Linked DNA regions of Homo sapiens: regions 2 and 3 are each linked to region 1. Evidence: chromatin loops called from intact Hi-C (ENCODE). Cell type or tissue: chondrocyte. All regions are shown on one strand.

Region 1 (8,000 bases):
AATGCTTATTACTGAAGGCTCTTCATTAAAATGTGTAGTCTTGAAAGGCAACTTTTTTCAGGAAAAGTAAATTAAGAAGTTTGAATTTGCTATCACCAAAAATAGAAAATGGGAAAACATGTGATGGCAGTGGCTGGCCTGTCCAGAAGGGCTGCTGCCATGACACCAGCTGCAGTGGGGGCGGGGGCTGCCCACTCCATGGAGCCCGCAGGAGCTGGGAACAGGCGGGAGCCTCACCCGCTTTCGAGTTGAGGGGCAGAAGCCCCACCCTCCGGGGTGCAGCTGCAGCTATGGACCCAGGCATCCCTGCGCACAGTCGGGGACCTGGTAGGTCCTCTGCTCCCCACAGGCTTGGAAGTGCCTGCTGTCGCTGCCTGGCCTCTCCATGCTCCCAGCACTCGCTCTGATTTTGAAGCAAAGTTCAGGCCAAGCCCAGGCACTGTCGCAACCCGGCTGGGTATGTGCATGCTCAGGGCAGCACTGACACGCCAGCCCCCTGTCGTCTTGGCCTCCTTTGGACTTGGGCACCAAAGAGCATGAGTGGGAGATTGAGGGCAGCTCAACAGGGGCCTGCAGGCGCCCTTCGGCAACAGCCTGGGAACCGTGAACAACATGACTGATGGCGGCAGGAGGCAGACAAGCTCCTGGGCAGAAAGGGGAGGGTACCTGGTGAAGCCCCACCTTCAAGCCAGGGACAGCCAAAATCCTGGGGGCCAGGCTGTCAGTTCCGTGGACCAGAGTGAGAACTTATGGTGCTTTATCCAGGCCCACCCATGGCCGTCCATGGACCAATTAGCACATACTTCCCCTCCTCTGAAGCGCATAACGACCCTGGACTCAGCCAGACTGAGGCAGAGGATGGGACGACCTGCTTGCCGATAGAAGCTACCCGTTCTAGGTCACCTCTCCACTGAGGGCTGCACAGATGTCTGGACTACTGACTGGGGGAAGGAGCTACCCACTGTGGGTCTCCTCTCCACTGAAAGCTGGACACGTGTTGGGATGACCTGCCTGGAGAAAGGAGCTAACCACTGTGGGTCTCCTCTCCACTGAGAGCTGGACACTCGTCAGGATGACCTGCTTGCAGAAAGGAGCTGCCCACTTTGGGTCTCTTGAGAACTGTTCTGCCAATCAGTGAAGCTCCTCTTCGCTTTGCTCAGCCTCCAGCTGTCCGCATACCTCATTCTTCCTGGGTATGAAACAAGAACTCGGGACACATCAAATGGTGGGACTAAAAGAGCTGTTAACACGAACAGGGCTGAAACACACCCTCCCGCTTGCCATGTTGTGGGCGATGAGAAGGGGAGAAGAGCTGTGGCCCTTTGGGGAGCCCAGGCCCAGGGGCTCCCTGAGCCAGGGGGCTGTGACACTCTCTTTGGGGTTCAGTGGTTCCAGGCATCTCCAAGCTTCTGGGTGCCACCATGTTCCCCTCATCCAGACACGGATGCCCATAGCAGAAGCCGCGTGCAGTACATGTGCTCCAGCCTCAGCCTCCTCACATGGAGCTGGCACCTGTGTTGTTGCCTGGAGCTGCCTGCCCCACCACAGCAGCCAGTGTGCCCAGCTGTGTGCAGTGGCTAGACCCTGCACTCAATCACACACACACCCCTCACCGCTCCACGCCTTGCTCGTACTTGGCAGGTGTGGGTTCTGGGCTGGCAGCACGAGCCGAGTGCAGCCTGTTGAGCCGAGTGGGTGGAAAGAAACGGGCACTAGCAATACTCAGGCAGAAGGCACCACCTGTCACAGAGGTTTCTGGCTGATGAAGCAACGCCCTAGCGATCCCTAGACACAAACAACATAGCCTCAGTTTGATAACAATACTGCCCAAATTGGACTTTAGTAATGCAGATATTTTTAGCTGCTTTTCCACTAGTTACGATAACATTATCGTGGAATAAAAAGAATTACTAAATTATCAAACATGAAAAGAATCATTTTATAACAAGAATTATTTAAATTGATTAATCCAGAAATACAATTCTCCCTCACAGTGATTCTGTTCAAGTTATCCATGTCTTTAGTTTCTTAAAGTCAACTACTACATGGCATAAATGAAAAGGAAAAAAATGCAAAAAGCAACCTGGGCTTTGATTTACTATTCTCTTATTTCCCAGGGGTCTGAACAGGAAACAAAAATAACCGCAAATGACTAAAATATCAGTAGGCCTTGAAATATCAACATTTAAGTTAAAGCAAGCTAACTTCTTAATCAAAGCCTTTACTATTTTGATTTACTTAATCCAAACTCCCTGTCTGCAAATATGCTTTTGAATTAAGCAGTCATAACAAACCATAACACAAACATGAACTGCTAACTAATCTGTAATGGCCACTTAGTTCTAAAGTATCGCAATGTTTGCTAGTTCTTTACTATTTAAGAACTGAGTAAAAGCTTTATTCAGCTCCTTGCACTACGGAAACAAAATCAAGCCAATTTATGGGACTCCAAGGTAATAGAAGCTAAGAACCTATATATTAGTTTGTAATCCATATTATTTTGTAATTTGAGATTAAAATTCAATTTGATATAAATGTACCTAAAAATGAAATCTTGAGAAGATTCAAAATTTTAATGTTTTAAAATAGAAAATATAGGTAATAATATAAAAGAGTTACTTCTGTGGCCAGATCTAATACTCTTCCTCTGGGATCTAAAGTAAATTCACTTCTAAAGGAACTACGAGGAAGATGGTGCAAACCGTCCCCTTTCCCGTATTTTTTTCTACAACTTATATATTCTTCTAGGTCACAGACAAATACTTGGAGTTATAAGGAAATCCTCTGCCTCAAATATAGGGTTTCATAATGAGAGGGAAGTTTTGTTAGTCATTTGAAATAGCTATTTGTCATATTTGAATATGACAAATAGTCATATTTGTGAATATGACATATTTATGAATATGACAAAATAGTCAAATTTCAAATTTGACTATTTCAAATAGCTATTTCAAATGACTAACAAAACTTCCCTCTCATTATGAAACCCTAATATTTGAGGCAAGGGATTCCCTTATAACTCCGGAACCTAGTATATTATGTAGCTTATACTGTAAGTTTAATAAATATTAGTTGAATAAATGATTTTTCTTAGCAAATATCCTTCTCTAACAACATTCTTTCTAAACATATTACTCAGCAAATAAACTTTTTCAAAAATGTGTTCCCACTCTTCTATCAGGAATTCTTGCTTACAAAAAGTACATCATTATGTGCTATTTTGACAGAAAAAAAAAAAAAAGTTTCATTGGTTCATGCCTCCTGCCACCAGGAAACAATTACCTTTAGCCAGCACAAAACAGTTGAATATTTTCTGAAAGCCTCAATGCTTAATATGTTTAAGACAACAACATACATGAAAATATGCGGGAAAAGTAGGAGAAACAAAGCTGAAATGCCATGTGTGATATACCTTCCTTCTTTTCTTCTGCGATTCAGACCATGTCTTTGCCTTTTCTCTGCTCTAATCTTTTCAGTCCTGCATAACAGGAATAGGGTTTCAACCAATGCATCTTACCTCTTCTCCAGAATTTAGCTGTTTTCTAGTTCTGAGTAAATCTTTATTACCAAAAAAAAAAATAAAAAATAAAAAATAAAATAAAGTTTTAAAGCCCCACTGAAACTCCTAATATAGGACTGCACTGGCTTTTAGAAAAGAAAAACATTTCTTTAAACGGCTGGATATTTTCTTATTTTCTTCAAATAAAATCTTACGAACAGTTCCAACATATAAAACCAGCAAAAGTGGAAATGTTTTAGAAAAGACGGAGAGGAGGAACCAAGGTTCTATCCACTCACTTCCTCCGCTATTCCTTTCCCCCAGGGAATGCAGGCTCCATGGAACTCAGTTTGAAAATCAGTGTTATAAGGGCATTATTTGTTTATTTTGCCAAATTCAAATCACAGGCAAATTACATTACTGTTTTTTCAAAGAAAATGCCACTCTTGTTTTATGAGAACTGAAATTATGGGAATTTTAAAATGCTGAATTAAAAATAATAAAGTTATACTTTGTACATACAATTTAGAAAAAAATTGAACGTTAAAACATTTTAAAAATTCATGTAATGTGCTCATATAAGCCTTGCCAAGCTAAATGGATTGGCAGCTATATTTATGTTATTGCCACATGGTGGCACCACTTTTGCTCCTAAAGAGAAATATCCAGTATCCTTTGTCAGGAAGCACTTTGGATATGTGAGTTTTAAAATAGGTGAGTTTTGAGGTCCTAAGCATTCTAATAAAATGTGACTTCCCTAAATGTACTGATTCCAAGTTTGGCTTTACAAACATGGGTAAGCACAAAGAGTAACAGCATAATTTTGGCCAGTCTCCCGAGTTTCTCTTATTCTAATTTAAATTATGGAACCAACACTAATTACAGCACTTACTGTATAACAAACATCGTTCTGAATGCTTTATAAAGTAAATATTCATTCATTTGTTCTTTACAACATTATGAGGTTGCAATATCTAGTAACCTATGGAGTAGACGTGCTTGGGATTCTTACTTACAAATGAGGAAAATGGAGGCCACAGAGGAGCTTGGCCAAGGTCACACACCCACTAACAGGTACAACAGGAATTAGAACACACACCGTCCAGCTCCAGAGTCCATGATCTCAACCACTCCATTCTGATTCTATTTGACTTCTACAAAATAGGCATTTCATTTTATTTCTACACATTTCATTCTGGAGTATGCCTTGATACAGATGAGACTGAAAAGTTTTTGTTAAAATAATATTACATATTTTTGTTTTTAAAGGTGAAGAAAAACATTTGTTCATAATTGTCAATATATTCCACAGAGATATGTGTAATTGAATATATTTCTTCATATTTTGACACACTTGTGTATTTTCAGGTAAGTCTAAAGCATCTTTCTTAAAGTGTGTATTTCAGCACTCTTTTTAAGGAACAATTCTGTACTTAAGAATTCCAAATTTAATATTTCACCCTTTTCTTTTAGCTATACAAAATTCTATTGAGTCTAGGCAATTAGCATTTTTTTTTGTTTTTGTTTTTGTTTTTCTTAAATTCACTATGGCTGTACTCTCCAATCTGTGAATCTACTGATTCACAGGTAAAGACTGCCTGGTAATGAAGTCATCTTCGGTACTTGATTAACTAAATCCCATTGGGTTATATCAGACAGAGAGAGATACTAAATCATAATTAACTGTAAACAGTGTTAATGAGGTTTGGGTGTATTATTCATAAATTTTGAGATTACTTTTTAATTGAAGAAAGTAGTAACAAAAAGTAAGAGGCAGCTGTTTTTTGACAGCATGAGAAAAGATTTGAAAAGATAGACTGTGATGGTCTATTTTTTTTCCTTCAGTTTTTTTTTAGGTTCCCTGTGCATTATAAAAGACAATTACTGGCCATTAAGGCACAACTAATTAGAGAAACAGAAGGTTCTACCACAAAGAGGAGCCTGAGGCTGTCAGAAAATCCACTTTTTACATATACATAAATAAATAAATATCTGTGCATTAATTGAAGACATTTATAATTTGGCATAAGAAAATGTAATAATTCTTCTCCATGGCTTCTATTTAATTAGACTGTCATTAGAATTTCTATTTCTGGCAGAACTCATAGTATCTGTTTATAGAATTAGCCAATATTGAGAAAACCATCAGCATTACAGAATGCTTCTCAATACTTTAAGCACAGCTCTGAGATATCAGTCTGTAATTTGAAGCCATACCTCTTTGTACAATCAAAAGTATAAGAAATTATTGAAAATATTTATAATGAAGGTAACTATGCAGAACAGGAGTTAGGAAACTGTGGCTCATGGGTCAAATCCAGCCTGCCTAATTTTTTATGGCCTGCAACCTAAGAATGATTGTTACATTTTTAATGGTTGGGAAAACAATTTTTTAAAGGAAAATATTTTGTGACATAAAAATATATGAAATTCAAATTTCAGTGTTTACAAATAAAATTAATTGGAACACAGCCACTCTCATTCATTGACTTACTGTGTATAGCTGCTTTTGCACTAAAAAGTCAGAATTGAATGCCACAGAGATAGTACAGGCTGCAAAATCTCAAATATTTATTATCTGCCCCTAACAGAAAGTTTGCGAACTCCTGAGAATCAATCTATAGCCAAATTTTATTTTATTTTATTTATTTATTTATTTTTTTGAGACAGAATTTTGCTCTTGTTGCCCAGGCTGGAGTGCAATGGCGTGATCTCGGCTCATTGCAACTTTCGCCTCCCGGGTTCAAGCGATTCTCCTGCCTCAGCCTCCTGAGTAGCTGGTATTACAGGTATGTGCCACCACGCCCAGCTAATTTTGTATTTTTAGTAGAGAGGAGGTTTCTCTATATTGGTCAGGCTGGTCTCGAACTCCCAACCTCAGGTGATCCACCCGCCTCGGCCTCCCAAAGTTCTGGGATTACAGGTGTGAGCCACTGCGCCCGGCCCAATTTTTATTCTCACATGGTGGGATGTCCCTGTGACAAACAAATTTCCAAGCTACCTCTCTGCTATAATGGTTGAATGAATTAGGTTAAAAATTATCATAGTGTATTTCATCTAAAATAAAACATAATTAGGAAATAGAACATGACAGGAGAACACCATATAAAACAAGTTCTAAGTATTTTCACTAGATTGATATACTAATTTTAGACTTTGTTGCTTGCTCTTCACAATACGCAGTCAACTGGAAAACAAAAATATAAATAAGAATGATGGCACTTTAAAATGAGCAACATATGCTGAGCGCTAGCTATGACTTTTGGATGGACTTTCTCTTTGAATACACAGCTTTACTATTATCCCCATTTCACAGACGAGAATAATGAGCACTAGACAGGTTACAGTTAGCTTTGCCATTGTCACATATACAATATTATTTTTCAGTGTTTTTTATCTTGCATATTTAATAATATGGTAAATATTAATTTAGAATGGTCCTAATGAAAGATCCTGTATAATATTCCATAGTAAAAGATTCAGGAGTGTTCTCCTAAATTATCTCTTTTTCCATGAGACAGAGATTGTATACCCTTCAATAAGCTACAAATAGAACAAATACTTATTGAATTGAAATTTCTTTTAATAAATTATAGCGAAAGACATACATAGACTGTTCCAATCTGTGCAGCAGTTGCTACATAATTCTAAGCTTACATATATATATATATATATATATATATACATATACATATATCCTGTATGTATAAACTAACAAGGCCCCAGTATATTTTATAGAAACCAACATTGGAATGGGTTTTGCAAAGGGATGGTTAGAAATTAAAGGATATTCTGCTTATTTGACATTTAAATGTTTGTTAATGTGTGGGTTGATATAGTTTATTCTGAATGTTTTAAAACCTTGAGGTTTTAAAGAAACATCTTATACACCTCAAAGCTGCAATAATAATACTACAAGTTTGGCTATCACCCTAGTAATAGATCTGTAGTCAAACCACTACAGAAATTTTGTGCTTCATGCAAGATAGTTCTGGTAGTTAGGTATTGTTTAAAAACTATGGGAAAAATATTTACCCAAATGTTGTTCCAGATATTAATGCAAATTTAAATTTATATAACCCAAAATCATAGGAAATACATTGCTAATCATAGAGCTTAGCAAAGGCATTCTGAATCAAATGGCTTCTGCTTATTTTCCACAAAATTTATAATATAACTTAGATTAGACCAGTAGAATATTCAGTAGCTAGAGAACACATTATACAAAATTTTAAGTTCAAGCTTTTAAAAAAATGCTTTAAATGAATTGCTTGGAATTTATAAATCTTGAAGCTAAAAAGGTAAGTATTATCATGGTTAAACAAAAGAAATGAGAGAACAACAAACAGTGCAATTTGTCTCTATGCTAAGGTAAATGCTCTTGTATAGGGGTTGTTATTCAGGTTTCCTCGCCTTGCCCAGTTAGGGGGGAGAAGTATAGCCATAGAACCCCATGCGATTCCTTAGTTCAACATAGAAATTCAACCCGCCACATCAGGCC
Region 2 (8,000 bases), 600 kb after region 1:
CCATGTGCCAAGGACGGCAGGGCAACAGGACAGAAGAACCTAAGTTGATGACACCATGAAGCAGTGAAACAGCTTTCAGCTGCCTCCTTCAGGACTTCAATATGTGAAAGAGAAAAGAATATATGTGTTTAAGCTATTATTATTTTGGATAATTTTCAGTTACATGTAGCTGAGCTTAATCCTAGTTAACACCAAGATTTAAATTATTGTAGAACATGAGAATAGCCATACAGAGTGACAAATGCTCTAGAAAAGGAGGGGATTCATTCCGGTTGGAGGAATCAGGACTGTGTAGAGACAGTTGCATTTGAACCATGTAGGATTTGGGCATTTGGAAATGAGGTGGAAACACGGCATCCCTATGTGGGTTGTGGAAGGATATTGATGACAAATAGACCTGCAAGGGCAGCCTGGAACCAGGTGCTGTAGGGACTTGAATAGCACCATAAGAAGTTTGGCCTTTGCTCGACAGGCAATGGGGGAACATATTCAGACCTTGATAATGAGAATACCTGGCAATGCTAGAATAGTTCTCTCCAACTTTTTTCACATGAGGCTATGCATAGAAGAATATTTTTATAGCACATTGGGTTAAATAGATGAGGCTTTTAACTGTTGAGGGCAACTGGCCCCATGCACAACTGCTACGGCCCCACCTAGGAGCCCTGAGGCCTTCAAGGATGAACACGTTAATATAGCTATTACTTATTCCTATGTGGCACGCCTGTTAGGGAACTATGCCATAGGGGATCAATTCTGTTGTAAGATAGAGAATTTTTTTTTCTTTTTAGACGGAGTTTCGCTCTTGTTGCCCAGGCTGGAGGGCAATGGCGCGATCTCGGCTGACCGCAACCTCCGCCTCCCGGGTTCAAGCAGTTCTCCTGCCTCAGCTTCCCAAGTAGCTGGGATTACAGGCAGGTGCCACCACGCCTGGCTACTTTTGTATTTTTAGTAGAGATGGGGTTTCTCTGTGTTGGTCAGGCTGGTCTTGAACTCCCAACCTCAGGTGATCCACCCGTCTCGGCCTCCCAAAGTGCTGGGATTACAGGCGTGAGCCACCACGCCTGGCCAAAGATGTTTTTATTTAGACATATTTATGTGAATAATTTATAAATGGAACTTGAGTGAAATGAGAGATTACATTCTATTAATAGGGTTGGTACCTTTGACTTCTACATAAATCCTGAAGAATATCATTCAATAAATTGAGAGTGCAGATGGTGATGACATTAAAATGTATACCTCTCTCTCCATCCACACATATTATAAATATATATGCATTTATATTATATATGCACATATATATATACATACACATAACACACACATATATATCAAGGAGAAATGCAGAAATGATTCCAAGTTTTGCCAAATATAATTTTGTATTCATTTTTATAAACAATTAGACACATTTTGGAAATTGTTAATTTTCACACTCCAGTGACTAATATCCTCACCCCCTACGCCCATGCCATATGGCTTTTTCCTATGTTCCTTTTACACATAGGCGAGTATGGAGACAGGGATAGGCCCAGGGGAGCCGAAGGCATGCAACTCCCTAAATAAAAGCTGCTCATGAGTTTGCCACATTGGCCAGTCTCTTTGGGATTGTAGTTAACATTTCTTATTAATAAAAATAAGAATAGTAAGAATAAGAATAACTAATATGCAGAATGCCAGGTGCCAGTCACTGTATGCAAACATAATCTTATTTCATGCTCACAACACAGTTATTACCCCCAATTTAAAGAAAATCTAATTTTAGGACAAAATTTAAATCCTTTATGCATTTTTCTCCTGCTAGAACTGAAACAATGAAAGAACTGTGAAGTGTAGCAAGTTTTTTATGTGATAAGTGCCCAGGAGTTGTTCTGTGTATCCTATCGTTGGGGCTCTTGCAAATATGAATCAGGACAAAATGCCTCATGCAGGACTGTTGGGGTATGTGGTGGGGGAGTTTTTGTTTGTTTGTTTGTTTGTTTTTGAGACACCCGCCACTGCGCCTACCTACTTTTTGTATTTTTAGTAGAGACAGGTTTCACCATGTTGGCCAGGCTGGTCTCAAACTCCTGACCTCCAGTGATCCGCCCACCTAGGCCTCCCAAAGTGCTGGGATTACAGGCATGAGCCACCACGCCTGGCCTGATATATGCTTTTTTTTTTTTTTTTTTTTTTTTTTTTTTTTTTTTTTGAGATGGAGTTCTGCTTTTGTTGCCCATGCTGGAATGCAATGGCATGATCTCGGCTCACCAGAACCTCTGCCTGCCAGGTTCAAGAGATTCTCCTGCCTCAGCCTCCCGAGTAGCTGGGATTACAGGCATGTGCCACCACACCCGGCTAATTTTGTATTTTTGGTAGAGATGAGGTTTCTCCGTGTTGGTCAGGCTGGTCTCGAACTCTTGACCTCAGGTGATCCGCCCGTCTTGACCTCCCAAAGTGCTACGATTACAGGCGTGAGCCACCACGCCCTGCCGATATATTGCTTTTAATTGGGCAGCCTGAGTATTTTGGTCCTTGACAACCCAATTAAACTCCAGCTTTGGCTATTTTCATCAATAAGATGCAAAGAAACACAGCTATGAGTCATTTTCCTTTTCTGTAGGACAGTTTTTCCTTCAATTAAATCAATACGCTTAAACAATCTCAGAAAACCCAGAATCTCAAATATCCTTGATAGTTCTGAAAATCAGGGTATTCATGGAAAAATTATTCATACTAAGATCTATTCTGCACGATAGAAGCACAACTTTGATGTAGAACTATTGCTATGATTTTAAAATATTATATTTCTCCAAAAAATTCGGTTAAAACCTTCATTTTTATCTATTTTCTTTTGCTTTATTCTGTCGGCTTAATGAAACCAAGAATGACAAGATACATGGAAAACCTGCATCTCAAGCCATGATTTTATTCCTAAAATCAAATCTATTTTTAACAGATACCGAGAGCCAGGGACTAATTTTTACACAAAATTATGCATTCATGGAAAAACTGTGAATGAATCTACTGCTTGTTAAAAGAACTAAAGTAAGTGATGGTGTAAACTGCCACCTAGAGTTGAGATTTAAATTCAGTTCAATATCTAATATAAAAATGACCCTATCAGTCCAAGATTTTTAAATCTCACATATTTAACATGTACACCAAAGACCTTCACTATAGAGTCCATTTCATCCTTTATCTGTAGAGTCTATGTCTCTATAAATTTGGAAGTTCTGCAAAAAAAAAAAAAAAAAAAGGTTTTTATTGAATGAGTACAGTACAAGATTACTAGAAGTAAAAATGTTATATATGTTATTATCTGTTGGCTATATTTTTTAAAATAGTCTTTGGGAAAGTATATTTAATATATTAACATATGCAAATTATTCACAGACAAAAGGTCAAATTATTTAGAATGTCTTATGTTCTAAATTCCTTGAACAAAAATATATTCAGCCTGGGCATTGTGGCTTATACCTGTAATCCCAGCACTTTGGGAGGCCAAGGCGGGTAGATCACTTGAGGTCAGGAGTTTGAGACCAGCTTGGCCAACATGGTGAAACCCCGTCTCTACTACAAATACAAAAATTAGCAGGGCATGGTGGTGTGTGACTGTAGTCCCAGCCTATTTGGAAGGCTGAGGCAGGAGAATTGCTTGAACCTGGGAGGCAGAAGTTTCAGTGAGCCAAGATCATGACACTGCACTCCAGCCTGGGTGACAGAGCAAGACTCTGTCTCAAAATAAAAAAAAAAGTATATATTATATTATATTATATTATATTATATTATATTATATTATATTATATTATATTATATTCAGCCCAGCTCTTTCAATCATAACCTATTTGTCTTCCTGCTTCACTTACATATACACTGTGGGTCAGAGGCTTTTACCACTCAGTAGGATCACTGTCATAACAGTTCACTGTGTGAGCTACTCAAATTTAAATAAAACAGTAAATTGCTGGGCGCAGTGGCTCACGCCTGTAATCCCAGCACTTTGGGAGGCCGAGACGTGCGGATCACCTGAGGTCGGGAGTTCGAGACCAACCTGACCAACATGGAGAAACCACGTTTCTACTAAAAATACAAAATTAGCCAGGTGTGGTGGTGCATGCCTGTAATCCCAGCTACTCGGGAGGCTGAGGCAGGAGAATCACTTGAACCCGGGAGGTGGAGGTTGAAGTGAGCCGAGATTGCACCATTGCACTCCAGCCTAGGCAACAAGGGCAAAACTCCATCTCCAAAAAAAAAAAATTTAAAAAAAATTAATAAAATAAAACAGTTAATTTGTGTGAGGTCTAGAAAGCTAATATCTCACCTCCTTAACTAGGTTACTCTAAAACCATACTCTTGTCAGAATCCCTAAAATTAATGGAGTAGCTATAAAAGAACCCAGACAGTTTCAAAAATTGAGAACAGCCATTCCTACCCCAAATTTTCACCCAGTCACAAGTAGAAAAAGGATTTCTACATCTAACTACTCATGCACATCATGGATCAAGCCTTAAGTCTGTGTGTGTATGTCATGGCAGTGTTGAGCTTTTCTGGGTCAAGCAGATGGGTCTATGAGATGAAGATTTAGAAGAGAGCCAACGCTAATACGTCCTCTGAAAAATTCTACTTTGTCTGCCACCTGACTAATTTATTTTATTTATTTAGTTAGTTTTGAGACAGCGTTTCGCTCTTGTCACCCAGGCTGGAGTGCAGTGGCTCAATCTTGGGTCACTGCAACATTTGTCTGCTGGGTTCAAGCGATTCTCCTGCCTCACCCTCCTAAGTAGCTAGAATTACAGGTGCCCACCACCATGCCTGGCTAATTTTTGTATTTTCAGTAGAGGTGGGGTTTCACCATGCGGGCCAGGCTGATCTCAAACTCCTGACTTCAAGTGATCCTCCCGCCTCAGCCTCCCAAAGTGCTGAGATTACAGTAGTGAGCCACCACACCTGGCCAACTACTCGAATTCTTAACCCTGGCTACGTACCTGGTTTATGTTTAAGCCTGTCAGAGCATGGAAAATAGGTTGTTGACTCTTTTCTGCCAAATATAATTTCCTACTTCTTTCTCCTCTAATAATTCCTCATTCTTATCCTCCCCACCCACTTTCCCAGGGCAAGTTTATTATCCTCATTTCCTCCCATAAAATTCTGTTTCAACATTCCTTTCCATTATCTCTTTGTAACCCCCATGGCCCAGTCCTCTGAGGGAAAACCTGTGTTTAATCCTGTCTGTTTCTATAGCTTCCTTCCATCTCTTCTAAACTCTTCCCATGTCTTTGCATCTCTTACAGTTTCCTCTGTGAAGCTCTTGCCTTCCACTGCTTCTATAAACAGCCAAAATGTAGGCAAAGCAAGCTTCCTCCCTATTCCCTAGAAATTTCTACACGTTAAACTGCATTCTTTTCCTCCTCATTATTTAACACTTACACCTTATTTGCTCAGTCAGCTTGCCAACACATACCTCTGCATCTCCTCTGTTTCTTCTGTCACTTTCATGAAGCCATTTTTGTCTATTTTAGAGGATTTCTATCCTCATTGCCTTTGTGATTTTCATCTCCATGCCCAGTCCTAACAGTGTCTTACCATTTATGTTGAAATACCTTGCAACATGACTTGAGCATTCCCCGTGTGAAAAGGATTCTTCTGCATGCTTTGCAGTTTGTATTACTTTTTCCTTTAAAAAAGCTCCATGAGAGTAGCATTCTTATTGTGCTCATTTTACAGATAAGGAAAGCTATGCAGGAGTTCAAGTAACTTGTCCAAAAGAAAAGTCAGTAAGTGATAAAGCTGGAATTTGAAACTCAAAAAGTTTAGAATCCAGAGTCCATAGATTTCGTTACTAGGCTATACTGCTTTAGCTTTTCTTCCTAACTGCTTTTACCCAATGCTAGCCATGAACCTCAAAAGACATGAGAAAACATAGATTTAGGCTGATTAAAGAAGGGTTTAGGAAGTCATCTCACCTTTTGCAGTGAAAAAACACAACGGATCCAGGCAGCACTCTTATATAATAATAATTTTTTAAAAATGGTAGAAAGGATTTGGAACCAGGCTCCTGGAATTTGATTCCAGGCTTTACCACCTGTGTAACTTTGTGTGGTTATTGATCTCTTAATTTCCCTTTGTGTGAAATGGAAATTATATCTGCCTTTAGCCAATATTATGATTCTAATCCAAAGTTGTGACTCTTTTTTTCTTTTTCCTTCTTTTGTACTCCCAATTATGCCTCTTCCAACCTAATACTGTCTTTTTGTTGGCTGTTGTTTGAACTGATAAAGATCCTAAGCCCCAGGTACAATCCTTTCCTCCTCTAATCTCTCCTTACGGTTCATTCTGGTAAATTTTGACTCTTGCTAAAGACTGCTAAATGTCAGGCTAATTTTCCTGATAGAACTCGCTGGAATAAATGATCTAACCCTTAGAGAACAAAAGATATTTTCTACATGAAATAGGTGATAAGTGCGAAAACTGCATGTTAATGTAGGGCGACGAGATAAATTTTCATAGCCCTCATAAAACCATATCAATGAAACATCTGTTCAGTCTATATAATGGGAATATGTTCTGCCATCTATCAATCAGCGTATCAACTAGCATATGGACTATTTATATATGTATATATATATATATGATATAGGTTATAGAGTTTGGGAGGTATTAGATGATAATCATGCAAACTGAATGCTTAGCACGCTGCTGGGCACATAGTAAGTGGTCAATAAATATTAGCTATTGTTTGCATTGCTGTTCTATAAGTGAATCTATATTTAATTATTAAATGTCTGACTAATATTCCATGCAAATAAAAATAATTAGACATGCCCACTAGAGAAGCAGACACAATTCTGCTTTCATAATTGTATCTTTTCAGATTGATCTAATCGATTATACTGCTCACACACTGCTAGTTATAATTCACTTGAATTTTGATTGACATTAGCTTTTCTTTAATGCTGTAGTCTGAATGGGGGCCTCAGAAAAAAGTCTATGAAGGGAAACATTAAGCAATACTAATATTGTTTGTTCAGTATGTAGATCACAGATGATTTCCATACTTCAATACATTTGAGAACACTAAAAATACGCTACAGGAAGGTGCATATTATTGGTATTTAAAAAACAGAAAATATGGGGGATTATTTTAGTGTGTATTATTGCTCAATGTCATATACCAGCATGGGCAAAGAAGAAAGCCAGGGACTGGTCTGGTAAGTGAAATGAAACTATGGCAGGCTTTCTAGTTTTGTCTCAATTCTAGAGACAAATTAGGGACAATAGTAAGACAGTGACATTAATAATTATAATTCCTAATAAGGAAGTGGCATTAAATGTGGGCAGAAGTTTCAGAAACAGTGGTGCACAAAAAAGTCATATCCACAATTGTTCCTGAGAAAAATCAGAAATTTCCCACAATCTTGAGGGAAGCTAAATTGGGAAACAGACGGGTCAACTGAGTAATGTCAATAAAAGTGGTCAGGGAAAAGCTGAATTCAGATGAACTTTTCTATACAGTTTGCCTTCTAAGATAACGGCTTTTATTAATCTGGTCATATAAGCAGAAATTTTACCACGAGTATAGAAATACCTTAAAGGTACTGTTCTTCCCGTGAGCCCTAAAGGAAAATTGTGGATGTTTTAAAAAGACACAGAGAAACAGAGTTTCTCAGAGCCACACAAGTACTCAGGAATATCATGAGTACCGTGGAATATAATGAGTGGCCCTGGGCACATTGCTAAACTCTCTGTGCCTGCATTTCCTTGTCTGCAAGACAGAGATAATAATAAACCTATCTAGGTTTTTTACTATCTAGAGATAAAGTTGCCTAGATAATTTCCAAAGATTATACATGGAAAAACACATAGAACCATTCTAGAACATATTATTTTGCTCATTAGATGTTAGTTATCATGATCATCTGTATTTAAATTTAAAAGGGTAAAATGGGTCATCTGAGTACTTTTTCCCTGGAAGCCCCTTCCAGTGATGGTAACTTTTTTCTCTTTCTTGAGACAGGGTC
Region 3 (8,000 bases), 860 kb after region 1:
CACAAAATTAATCAAGAAAAAACATTAAAGATAAGAGCAGTCATTAGTGAAAGTGAAAACCGACATATAATAGAGAAAATCAACAAGGTCAAAAGTTGTTTAAGATAAAACTAGTAAAATTCACCAATTTCTGGGCTGAAGAAAGTATATTACTGCACATTCCATAGGCATTAAAGTGAGAAAAAATATATTAAGAATGACTTGATCCAATACATTTGAAATCTCTGGAAACTAAAAATGAAAGAAATGCTTTTTAAATGTACCAACCCTGGATGTGAAAGCTTGCTAAATCAGGGCTGCTCTGTCATTCTAGAGGAACACTGCTTTTATTTTAATAGAAAGTCTAGGTCAGCTCTAGTACCTTTGGCTCTTCTGAGATGAGTAAATATTCTTCATTAGGAGTATGAAGACATTCATCGTGATATTTTCATACAATGACTACACTTGCCACAGTGAACATGAAGGAATCTTAGGCAGACACAAAAGAGTGTGTCGTGTGTGACTATTTCAAGTTTGAAGGAAGGTAAAACTGGCTGATGAAGATAGAAACTGGACTTGTGGCTGCCTATGGAGAACTAATGCCTGAGATGAGCCATGACAGAGGCTTCTGGAGTACTGGATATGGTCTATATCTGGATCAATATAGTGGTCATAGGGGAGTATTTGATTTGAGAAAATTCCTCAATCTGTACCCTTATAATTTATGTACTTTATGTATCTTATACTTGAAGAAAAATATACTTTAAAAATCCAGTTGGAATAGAGACTAAGAGAGGGATTCTGTCTTGCTGTAGACTAATTTCTTTTCAACTCTTACTTGATTCTACATTGTCTTCTGATTTGCTTCTGTGCTTCCTTCACTACCAGGTCAACAACCTCTTTCACTGGGGAAGACTCGAGGTCTGGTTTGCAGTAACTAGAGATGTTGAAATACAAACAAGACCTTTTAGTTTTCATTAGGAAGGCATTATTGGCTAGATTTCACCTGCCCTGGCTGTTTGTGTTGATCACTGTTACTTTGCAAAGCTATAAACAAGGGAACTGTAAGAAGAGGGGCTTTCCCAATGCCAGGGCACTCAGTGAAGGACATCTGCAAAATTGCTGGTTCAAAATTCTGGTGGGTGAAAATTTTATAAATCTCAGCCTTCAGACAAAAAAAAAAAAAAAAGATACCTCTTGATTGGGCATCTTCCAGAAATCCTTTCTGCTGTGGTTGTTTTCTAGTCTATCACTAACAAATGTCCTCCTGACAAGAGAGCTGAAATTCGAGACTGTCTGCTTGCTGCCGCACTGGGATTTTTGCTGTTTAATTTTTTCATGGCTACTTGTCTCTAGGTGTTGCCTACTTAATAAAAACTTCAGTGGATTAAATTTTTTAAAGTAACTATTACAGAGTAGTCATATAAAAATACTAAAAAAAGACGCCACCAAACAAAATTACATTTATAAGGAACACACACAAATACACACATTAATACTTTTGTAAAAATCCCCAAGCATTTGTTAGCTTTGCTTCCAAAACCTTTAAATTTTGATGAAGTCCACTTTATGTATTTTTCCCTCTTGTTGCTTGTGATTTGGGTGTCATTTAAAAAATAAATTGCCTAATTCAAAGTCACAAACATTTACACCTATATTTTCTTGTAAGAGTTTTGGAGTTTTACCTCTTAAATTTGGGTTTTACATTTTGATTCATTTTGAGTTAATTTTTGTATATGATGTGAAGTAAAGATCCAAATGCATTCATTTGCTTGTGAATATCATCTCAGCACCATTAACATTCTTATTCCTTGTCTTAGCATCCTTGTCAAGAATCAACTGACCATAAATGTGTGAATTTATTTCTGGACTTTCACTTCTATTCTATTGGTCTATACGTCTACACTTATACCAGTACCACATAGTATTAATTACTATAGCTTTGGAGTACATTTTAAAATCAGGAAGTGCAAAATCTCCAACTTGGTTCTTCTTTATCAAGATTGTTTTGGCTATTCTGTGTTTTTTGCATTTCCATATAAATCTTAGAATTAGGTTGTCAATATCCAAAAAAAAAAGCCAGCTAAGATTTTGATAGGAACTGTGTTGAATCTGTAAATCAATTTAAGTATTACCATCTTAACAAATTTGGAAGATCTTAGCAGTATCTTCCAATCCATAAATTTGAGATATTTTCCTATAATAAATAGGTCTTCTTCAGTTTCTTTCATTGGTGTTTTGTAGTTTTCAGTGTGTAAGCCTATATAGTTCCTTTGTTAAATACTAAGAATTTTTTGATGCTATTGTAAATGGAGTTGTTTTCTTAATTTAATATTTGGATTGTTCATTGCTTGTGAGCACATTTTATTTTGTCCAAGAATGAACTTTCAATTTGATTGAAATAGTCCTTAGGAAGTCACTCTCAAATATGGCTTAACAGAAAAGATGCCTTTTATGGCATGAAGAATTTAGTGGGAACAGTAACCCCTCGTAGATAATTTTTTTGTAACTCCTCAAAACTTGAACTTACACTTCTAAAATTGAGTTTAATCTCTTTAGAGGAGGTAGAGTATGCATATACATCTTTGTAGTGTTATCAATGAGACAATCGTGCTAGTACAAATTAAGAGAGGTACACAAAGCATTCATTTCCAGATCATTTTGGAAAATATCTTATTTTTCAGATTAGTCATTGTAACTCCTAAATTTGATTAGTAACTTTCATGTTATCCAGATAGACTGTTATAAGGTATAAGTTGCTTCCAGGCTGGGTGCAGTGCCTCATGCCTGTGATCCCAGCATGTTGAGAGGCCAAGGCGGGAGGATTGCTTGATGCCAGAAATTTGAGACCAGCTTGAGCAACATAGCAAGACCCCATCTCTATATAATAAATTAAATTTTAAAAATTGCTTCCATAAAATACATCTCGGCTATACCCTGAAGATACTTTCATGTCCCAGGGGTATTGTGTACTAAGCATTACGTGTGTCTGGTGAATTTCACAGTTTTCAAATGTTCCTATAAAGTGCAAAATGCATTCGATCAGCAAAAGGATTTTGTTAACCCAACTTCATCTTGTCACTAACCAACATCATTTGTCATCATTTCCAGGGTTGAAACGAAATTTTTGTCTATTTTTTAAGCCAGGATTACTCTATCTTCTGAGAAGACAAAAAGTACCTTTTGCTAAGATTTCCCTATACTGTGGTCGTGTACCAAACAAAATTCTTTAGCTTTACCTGTGTGGAGCTAGAACAATTGGGTAGCCAGCCAGCCTTCTTCTCCTTGCCCACTTGAAGGCTGCAACTGTTAAACAGCACTGCCCTCTTGTGAGCAAACTCCAAAAGGACCAGCTTGAAAAAGTCCCCTCAATTTAAGTGCTGCCTGTCTGTAATAAAAACTGCACTCCAGTCGAAACCTAAATTTTGTGAACCACCAGTTTCTACCACAGGTTCACAGAACCTTCTAGAGATACTCAATTTTCATCCTAAAAGAACAAGAACATTCCCGGCATTCTAATAATCACAATCTTCTCTCTCTTCCTCTATCCCCAGCAATTTAATATTTTTTAGGTTTCTAAAATCTCAATGTGTTTCACAAACTGGTGTAGTTAAACAACTTCAACTATGTTTTTTCCCTCAGTAATGAATGCTTCATGACAGTAGGAAATTGACCGTAAAGAAGAAGGCAGGAAAATCGATGTAGATTGTCAGTTTGTTTCAGAGATACTGCCCCTCATTTTTGTGGATGAGAAACCAGAGGTCCAGAGAAGTTCAGAAATTAGCAAAGCACCTGGTTCAGAGTCCTTGTCTCTTGCATCTCAGTGCAGCCTGTTATTGCTACAGAATGTGACAGGATGTAATTTCTTAAAGGCAGAAGCTGCTTCCATAACGTTTCTATCTTCCTGACAGACTGGCATTGTGAGCAACATTGAATATGAAGGGCTTTCTCACTCATCATTTTTTCGTGTTAAACTATAGGTTTTGATTTATTAGTTATATAAATAGTGTTTGCATTTAATGAAACTATAACATCAATACAAAGTATTGCCAATAGGAATTATTGCTGTCCAAGCAGGACTCTCCTTAATACATAAATAATGCTATCAATACTTCAATACTTCTAACAACTCATGTCTGTTGTCCCATTCCTCGGGCTCCTTTTTCCATTCAGCAAATGTTTATTAGATGTTCCATGTGTCAGGTAATATATTACTACAAGGCCCTGTGGACTTTTCTTATTCACATGCCTCTCATTCATTTTCATCTACATCTTATCAGGTTGGAACACAAGATGCTTAGTTATCCACAGCACATTGTTTAGTGCAGCAGGCTGTACTTGTAAACTGCAAATCAGCAGAAGCAATGTTGGATGAGTGCTTTTTCTCCTTTCATTCAACACACGTTTTGAACTGTGACATTTCCCAGCTTTAAGATATTTTATAGATTTAAATTGTGCTCCAAATAAAAGAGTTGAGTGTGTTAGCTGCAAAATAGACAGGTCTTAAGCAGAAACGGATACTTAGTTTATTGTGACCTTTTTCCTATTTCAATGAACTGGCTGCCGGAGAGAAATGGGTACCTATGAGAGGCAATAGCACCGTGAGGTTTGAAGCCAGGTGGATGGGTCATTCCAGTTCTGCTTCTTTTCAGCTGTATGAGCTTGGGCATAATTAACTTTTTGTTTTTAGCTTCATAGGTTGTTATGAGGATGAAGTGAAATTTTACGCACACACACACAAATTAGCACACCGTAAGTGCTCAATAAGTATTCACTCTTATTACATGCTCTACCTTGTGTTTTCTTTCATTTACTTTTAGTAAAGTATACTATTTCTTATCATTTATTGTATTTTATTTTTATTTTTGGCAGCTTTATTGAGGTATAATTAACAAATAAAATTGTATATATTTACCGTATACAATGTGATGTTTTGATACAGGTACACATTGTGGAATGATTACCACAATCAAGCTAATTAACATATCCATCACCTCACATAGTTATCTTTGTGGTGAGAACACTTAACGTCTATTCTCTTAGCAAATAGCAAATATATAATACATTATTATTAAGTATAGTCACCATACTGTACACTAGGTCTCTGCAGGAATTATTCAACTTATAACGGAAAGTTTGTACCCTTTAACCAACATCTTCCGATTTTCCCCAGCCCTCCATCCCTGCCAACCACCACTCTACTTCTGTTTCTATGAGTTTGACTTTTTAACATTTCACCTGTAAATGAGATCATGCAGTATTTGTCCTTGTGTACCCGGCTTATTTCATTTAGCATAACATCCTCCAGGTTCATCCGTGTTGTCTCAAATGACAGAATTTCCTTCTTATTTAAGTCTAATAATAATATTCCATTGTACGTGTGTGTGTGTGTGTGTGTGTATGTGTTTATACATGCCATATTTTCTTTATCCGTTCATCTAGCAATGGACACATAGGTTGATGTCATATTTTGACTACTGTGAATAATGCTGCAATGAACATGGGAATGCAGATATCTTTTGGAAAGAGCAATTTTATTTCCTTTGATATGCACCCAGAAGTGGGATTGCTGGATCATATGGTAGTTTTAATTTTAATTTTTTGAGGACCCTCCATACTGTTTTCCATAGTGGTTGTATCAACTCTCATTTTCTCATTCCCACAAATAATGTCTAAGGGTTTCCATTTTTCTACATCCTTGCCAACATTGTCTTTTAATTTTTTTTTTTTTGTCACCCAGGCTAAAGTGCAGTGGTACAAACATAGCTCACTGTAGCGTTGAACTCCTGGGTTCAGCCTCCTGAGTAGCTGAGACTACAGACATATGCCACATGCCACCGTGCCTGGCTAATATATATATATATTTTTTCCATGGAGACGGGGTCTTACTATGTTGATCAAGCTGGTCTTGAACTCTGGCCTCAAGTGACCCTCCTGCCTTGGCCTCCCAGAAGTGCTGGGATTACAGTTGCGAACCACTGAGCTGGACCTTATCTTTTGAATTTTTGACAATACCTGTCCTAACAGGTATGTGGTAATATTTCATTGTAGTTTTGATTTGCATTTCCCTATTGATTAGAAATATTGAGTACCTTTTCATATACCTATTGGCCATTTGTATGCCTCCTTTGGAAAAATGTCTATTTATGTCCTTTGCCCATTTTCAATCAGGTTATTATTGCTATTTCTTATATATTTTGGATATTAACCCTTTATTAGATATATGGTCTGTAAATATTTTCTTCCATTCTGTAGGTTGCCTTTTCTTTTTGTTGATTGTTTCCTTTTCTGTGCAGAAACATTTTAGTTTGATGTAGTTTGTTTTTGTTGCCTGTGCTTTTGGTATTACATCCAAAAAATAATTTCCAATGGCTTTGGCTTTTCTAATTCAGTAAGTGTAAAAAACAAATAATAATAATAATAATAATAATAATAATAATAACTAAGACAAATGTCATAGAGTTTTTCTCCTGTGTTTTTCTTTAGGAGTGTTACAGTTTCAGGTTTTATGTTTAAATATTCAGGTATTTTTCAGTTGATTTATGTGTGTGGTGTAAGACAATCATCTAGTTTCATTTTATTTGCATATGGATATTGTTTCCCCAGCATCATTTATAGAAGAGATTGTCCTTTTCCTATTGTGTGTTCTTGGCACCTTTCTCAAAGACTAGGTGACTGTAGATACATGGATTTATTATTAGTTCTCTATTCTGTTCCATTTATGAATGTGTCTGTTTTTATCCTGGTACCGTACTGTTTTGATTACTACAGCTTTGTAATACAGAACGATGCCTCTAGATTTTTTCTTCTTGTTCAAGATTGCTTTATCTATCAAGGTCTATTTTGGTTCTATATAAATTTTTGTATTTTTCTATTTTTGTGAAAAATGCCATTTGAATTTTGATAGAGATTGTGTTCAATCTGTAGATTGCTTTGTGTAATATAGGCATTTTTAGACTATTGATTCTTCTAATTCGTGAATATAGGATATCCTTCCACTTATTTGTGTCTTCTTTAATTTCCTTCATCAATATTTTATAGTTTTCAGTGTAGATTTTTACCTCCTGGGTTAAGTTTACTCCTAAGTATCTTTTGTTGTGCTATTGTAAATGGGAGAATTTCTTTTTCAGGTAGTTCGTGTTATTGATAGAAACACTACTGTTTTTTTGTAAGCTGAGTTTGTGAACTCAACTTTACTGAATTCCTTTATCAGTTCTAAGTTTTTTAGTGAAATCGTTAGGATTTTCTATATATGAGATCGTGTTGTTAGCAAACAAACAATTATACTTCCTTTTCTATATGGATTTTTTTTTTCCTAATTGCTCTGGCTGGGACTTACAGTACTGTGTTGAGCAGAAGTGGTGACAGTGAGTATCTTTATTTTGTTCCTCATCTTGGAGGAAAATCTTTCAACTTTTCACCATTCAGTGTGATGTTGTCTGTGGGACTGTCACATAAGAACTTTATTGTGTTGAGGACATTCCGTCTATACCTAATTCAATGAGAGTTTTTACTGTGAAAGGATGTTGAATTTTGTCAAATGCTTTTTCTATGAATTTTGTTCTTCATTCTGTTAATATGAGGAATATCATTTTTTGATCTATCTTGAACCATTCTTTCATTCTAGGGATAAATCCCACTTGATCATGGTGAATGAATCTTATAATGTACTATTGAATATGGTTTGCTAGTATTTTGTTGAGGATTTTTCACATCTATGTTAATCAGTGATATTATTCTATGGTTTTCTTATCTTGCAGTGACATTTTCTGGCTTTGGTATCAGGGTGAAGTTGGCCTAAAAAATTAGTTTGGAAGTATTGCCTTCTTTTCAACTTTTTTTGAAGACATTAAGAAGGATTGGTAATAATTCTTTAAATGTTTGGTAGAATTCAGCCAGGAAACCATCTAGTGCTGGACATTTCTATGATGGGAGACTTTTAATTACTGATCCAGTCTTCTCACTCATTATTGATTTATATAGATTTACAATTTCTTCCTGATTAGGTTGTATGTGTCTAC

The links. Hi-C counts contacts between places; a loop is a spot of excess contacts. Peaks named below come from ENCODE experiments on the same cell type or tissue, not always from the same donor. Only the 100,000 strongest peaks of a DNase experiment are listed, where the experiment ranks them.
Region 2: it touches region 1 in a loop (4-fold over the local background); 2 of 110 quality-filtered maps call a loop at or near these places.
Region 3: a loop joins it to region 1, with 3 times the contacts of the local background. A loop is called at or near these places in 4 of 110 quality-filtered maps.

The regions. Positions count from the first base shown.
Region 1 is chr7:18,567,210-18,575,209 of GRCh38, reverse strand. The region is part of intron 2 of HDAC9 (histone deacetylase 9); the gene reads right to left. Among named protein-coding and RNA genes, the nearest start is that of HDAC9, 75 kb to the right of the region's middle. RefSeq lists enhancers at 440-978, 979-1,517. In chondrocyte, CTCF peaks have their summits at 3,919 and 4,126 (motif pointing right); a DNase peak (open chromatin) is centred at 269.
Region 2 is chr7:17,966,641-17,974,640 of GRCh38, reverse strand. No RefSeq gene overlaps it. Among named protein-coding and RNA genes, the nearest start is that of SNX13, 30 kb to the right of the region's middle. In chondrocyte, CTCF peaks have their summits at 2,849 and 3,048 (motif pointing left); no DNase peak of the experiment used is centred here.
Region 3 is chr7:17,702,241-17,710,240 of GRCh38, reverse strand. No RefSeq gene overlaps it. Among named protein-coding and RNA genes, the nearest start is that of LINC02889, 150 kb to the right of the region's middle. RefSeq lists an enhancer at 3,187-3,236. In chondrocyte, CTCF peaks have their summits at 3,081 and 3,308 (motif pointing left); no DNase peak of the experiment used is centred here.